2 separate regions of the Homo sapiens genome follow, and region 1 is linked to region 2. Evidence: chromatin loops called from intact Hi-C (ENCODE). Cell type or tissue: K562. All regions are shown on one strand. Region 1 overlaps SND1 (staphylococcal nuclease and tudor domain containing 1). Region 2 holds the start of LOC105375493 (a long non-coding RNA gene).

Evidence for each region. Hi-C counts contacts between places; a loop is a spot of excess contacts. Peaks named below come from ENCODE experiments on the same cell type or tissue, not always from the same donor. Only the 100,000 strongest peaks of a DNase experiment are listed, where the experiment ranks them.
Region 1: it touches region 2 in a loop (2.2-fold over the local background); 12 of 110 quality-filtered maps call a loop at or near these places.

Annotation. Positions count from the first base shown.
Region 1 is chr7:128,042,853-128,045,352 of GRCh38, reverse strand. The region is part of intron 16 of SND1 (staphylococcal nuclease and tudor domain containing 1); the gene reads right to left. Among named protein-coding and RNA genes, the nearest start is that of LRRC4, 13 kb to the right of the region's middle. In K562, no CTCF peak of the experiment used is centred here; a DNase peak (open chromatin) is centred at 1,132.
Region 2 is chr7:128,121,289-128,123,788 of GRCh38, reverse strand. It overlaps LOC105375493 (a long non-coding RNA gene), which reads right to left and starts at 1,904. Exons shown (of 3, transcript XR_927944.3): 1 at 1,869-1,904; 2 at 1,481-1,564. In K562, no CTCF peak of the experiment used is centred here; no DNase peak of the experiment used is centred here; H3K4me3 peaks cover 270 bases; H3K27me3 peaks cover 2,117 bases.

The sequences.
Region 1 (2,500 bases), 78 kb after region 2:
AGCCCTCTTAGCAAAGGATGCCACCCAGAGGGCTGGAGCATGGCTTAGAACTCTATTCTGGGGGCAGCCACTGGGTGGGGTGGGGAGGAGGCACAGCCAGGGTCCATGGAAAACTGTTCTGGAAAAGAGGGAACAGGCAGCCCAGCACAGTTGTGAAGTCAAGAAACAGAAAGTTGGCGTTTTCAGGTTCTTAACTGGTTCTGATCCAAATATCTGGCCTGATAACTACTCCAATTCTTTACAAGAGCTCCTTTTGCTTTTTTCTCCCATCAGCTCGTATCTGCCTCTAGTTTCCACGCTATCTATGTGCAAGCTTCTCAATTCATAGCCATAAATCTGATACAAAGCTTGGAGAAGGCATCAGACAGACCCTGTAATCTGTGCTAATCCTAAAATCAGGAGCTAAACCCAGGACACAAATGGATTTGCAAAAATAAGGATTTTAGAAACTCAGATGGCATTAGCAGGCCTCAGAGATAAATGTACACAACTGAACACGATCCATCAGTACAGAAACAGATATAGTATGTTCCTTCTACTCCATATGAACTATCTGGAAAAATAAAGTACTGAATGGGAAAAGGCTGTTACACCTCCAGGGATGAGAGCAAAACCATTTCAAAAATGGCTTAAACTTGAAGATTCTCTTAAATTGTTTAGGAGTAGGAATGAGAAGACGGATAAAAGGTGTGTGTGTGTGTCTGTGTGTGTGGCGGGGGTGGGGGGGGAGATGGGAGGGGGGAAGAAGATGAGCTCCTTTTTTATTTTAAACACTTTTTGATTTTTTTCTTTATTGTAAAAACAATGATTTCAGCAAGGTAAGAGCAAGGAAGAAAAAATTTTCAAAATAAGTGTGTTGTACACGTATGGGACCCATACAGGAAATTCTGTGGTAAACAGTTTTCAAGCCACTGGTTTCAGATTTTCTGCTCATCTTACCTATCCCATGGGACAAAGGTCTCTGGAAATCAGGCAGGGCTGCATTTGCCTACAAAGCCTGATTCTTTAGGAGTCTGCCTGTCCCTTTGTGGATGCGGCCTGAATAAATCTTTCTGTGCTACAAGTCAGGGCTGCAAAGCTCCTTGACCACACCGAGTGGAGAAGTGATAACACACAAACCACAAGTGCCATTGGCCCAAGTGTGGCGACAGGACACTTTAGATAGGAGGTGGGTCTGGAGAAAACTCTCGTTCAGCCAAATGGAAACATTTTGTTGCGTTTTCTTCTCCTCCACATACCCAGATGTGAAAGCAATGAGTCTTGGGTAAAGTCCTTGGCTGGGGCCACATCTTTATTCCCACTCTGCTACCTTCTGTCCCCAGACACAGCCTCTCTCAGGCCCACAACCCTTCTCTCCGCACTATTCCTCTTCTAAAGGCTTCTAAAATAAAATGGAAGAAAAATATTTGTTTGGTTACATTGTCTTATTTAATAGACACTCTAAGTGTTGCAACGTTTATTACGTGTGTGTGTGTGTGTGTGTGTGTGTATATGTGTATATATATACACACATATATACATATATAAAGATACACAATATTGTATCTTTACATATTGTGTATTTATACACAATATATAAATACATATATAAAGATATATTATCTGAAAAGGGGCAGAAATAAGAATCCTGCTCCTGAACATCTGGTAGCTGCAAGGTAACATTCTTTATCAAATTGAGACCAAGAGGTGTTCCTGCCTGATAGGAGACCAGGCCTGTCAGCACCACCATTCATATATTTCAGATATATAAATTTATATATATATATAAAAATTTATTTTTTGAGATGGAGTCTCCCTCTGTCACCCAGCTAGATGCAGTGGCACAATCTCGGCTCACTGCAGCCTCTGCCTCTGGGGTTCAAGTGATTCTCCCACCTCAGCCTCCCAAGTAGCTGGGATTACAGGTGCATGCCACTACACCTGGCTAATTTTTGTATTTTTAGTAGAAATGGGGTTTTACCATGTTGGCCAAGCTGGTCTCGAACTCCTGACCTCAAGTGATCTGCCTGCCTTGGCCTTATTACATGTATATTATTTATGATGGACTAAATTCAAAATAATTAGGGCAAACAAGATACAAGGAGGGTTTTAATTTGGCAAAGATGAGGCTGGTATTAAAAAAACCCAGCATCACTGAAATATGAGAGGGGAGAGAGACCTGGTGTAACCTCTGAGATGGGCACCTGATTAAACATACTTCAGCCACCCTCTTTGGCTTTTCTCACAAAGAGATGTGGCCTAAGATGGAGCTGTTCAGGGGGTAGAAGACTAAGCCCAGCCTGCCATTCACGTGCCAGTGATGCTGTCTTCTAGGCTCTCATGTATGCGTGAGCCCTTAGAAAGTTCTTCATTACCCACTTAATTCTTTTCCTTCACAGAAAAGAGTACTTAATGAGAATGGTCTTGTTCACCTAAGCAAGTGAGTCAAGGTTATGTGGTTAGAAAACTCATTAATAACAAATAACATCTTAAAAGAGACAGATTCAGATAGCAGCTGGCA
Region 2 (2,500 bases):
GCTCTCTGTGAAAGAGAGCCAGAGACTGGAACCTGGGGCCGCTATGAGTGCTGCAGCTCATTTCCTGCCTCCCTGGGGTGGGCTCCGTCAGGTGACCCTGGGGCTCAGCACAGGTTGACCTGCCCTCTGCCAACCCTCTCACATCTCCCCCTTAAGTGGGGCCCTGAGGGAATCAGTATCTCTGCGCTCTCCCGCAGCCCAGCCCTGGGCCTCCTATCCCTCTGTGAGCCCATCCCTGGCAGTCTTAATTAACTTCCAGAGACACAGAGACACGCAATAGCCTTGGGTGACGGGAGCTATAAAATTGCATAGTCTGATTAAAAATAATAATGAGAATACCTACTGCCCATTAGCCTGTGCCTGAGCCCTTAACAAGGGTTAGTTAATTAATCAGCCGGCTTGCAGCCTGAGGAGCGGCAAAGGTTACTGGTGCTCTTTTAGAAGAGGGGCCAGAGGTCAGTGACAAGGGGCTGGTGCTGCGAGGAAGGGCTTTCCGTGACCTACTCTGGCCTTTCATAGCTGCTGGGTCACCAGAAGAGAGAAATAAGCCCTCTAAGCTGGCCATCGCTGTCTGTGTGACTTCGAGAGGTAGCTCCCCCTTCCTGGCCTCAGTTTCCTCATCAGTAAAATGCAGAGATTGGAATGACTGTTCTCCAGGGCTTCTTCCAGCCCCGATGTTGGGGACAACCCAGGTGGCTAGAGAGCCACATCTACTGCATCTGCCGCCACCTCCTTAGAAAGCAGGGCAGGTCCGGGATCTTCTTCAAGAATAGGAGGGTCAGCCCCTGACCCTGACCTTGGCCCTGCCCCGCAGTGAGACCCTGGGTGGGTAAACACGCCAGGCCACCTCTGCCCCTTGATGGCCTTGTTTGTTTGTTTCTTAAATTGTGGTACAAGATATGTAATGTAAAATGTGCCATCTCAACCACTTCCAAGCGTGCAGTTCCCGTGGCATTAAGTAATTCATGTTGTGCAACCATCACCACCCTCCACCTCCACAACTGTTTTTCATCTTGCAAAACTGAAACTCTACACCTGTTAAACACTACGTCCCCGTTCCTCTCCAGACCCCGGCCCCTGGCAAGCACAATTCTACTTTCCTTGTCTGTGAATTTCACTAATCTAAGCACCTCATCTGAGTGGAATCCCACAGTGTTTGTTCTTTTGTGACCAGCTTATTTCACTTAGCACACTGTCCTCAAGGTTCACACACGTTGTTGTAAATTTGGGATTTTCCTACCTTCTAGGGAGTCCAGCCTGGGAGCCGGCCGGGGGGTGGGGGGGGCATTGGGGGGGACGGGGTGTGGGGGAGAAGGGCAGACAGACCCTGTGGTTCATTCTTACCCAGGGGCTGTCAGGCCTCATGCCAGGGCCTCCCGGAAGATCCAGGATAAAGGGGCACAGCCTCCAGGCATGTCGGTTTTACTCACTGGTAAATAGTGTCAAACATTACACATTAAAATCAACATGAATACATTACCGAGCAGAAGGCAGCGTGCACATGAATTTAAAAACTGGGACTTGAAAGAATTCTGTGCTTGTGGCGAATTTTCTTCTTTGAACCCTGGGGGAATTGGATGGGAAGCTGAAGGAAGTACAGCCCATGAGCCCCAGCCTGCCCTGGAATCTGGTTTGTTTTGGCCTGAAGTGTGCAGGGCAGGGCAGGTTAGGAGAGACGGGGCAGCCAGGGCGGCTGGGACTCCCACCTCCCCCAACTATAATTTATGCCTTAGAAGCCTAAGGGGTCACGATCATTGTGAACCTAGTGGGTGCTCTAAGCCCCATGGCTGCCAATCAGGGTTGCACCTCCTTAAGCCAAAGGGCCCAGGGCTGGGGATTGCCAGTAGCGCGGTCATGCCTCACCGTACCAGCGGCTTCATGGTGGAAGCAGGAAGCGTGGAGAGGCGGAGGTGGGAGCAGCCAGCTTAAGCCTCCGGCTGCCTGTGCTCTCCACTATTTCCTCCCTGAGCTAGGAGAAGTTGCCAAAGGCAGTTGCCTCCCCAGGGCCACCCCACACTCTGGCGTCTGGGGGAGCCGCCAGGAAGTGCCAGAATCCACCGCCAAAGCCCTCTCCTCTGCAGCCAGAAACGCTGCACAATAATTTGGCCTGAGAGATGAGCACCGGAAAGTTGCCATTTAATTTAATTTATTCCAATTTAACTTTAATTTCAGTGAGTCCACATTTGCTCCCCAAGCTATCTTTTCGCTCCCGAGGTTGTTAAATTATTGTAGCTCGTGAAGAAAGGGAAGATGGAAAATGGTAAGAGCCTCAAGGAGCCAGCCCAGCCCTGAGGCCCCCGTGTGTCCTGTATGTTCCCTCGGGGACTCTCAAGGCCAGATTTACTGGGGGAGGGGGGCTGGGCACGGCCACCTCTGATGCACCCAGAGCCCTCATCACCCACCCCAGAGTGAAAAGGGTATAATATTAACAATTAACCTAGCATCTGCTATGTGCCAAGATGCCTTACCTTGGTAGCAGGCGTTATTCCTATCTCTCAGA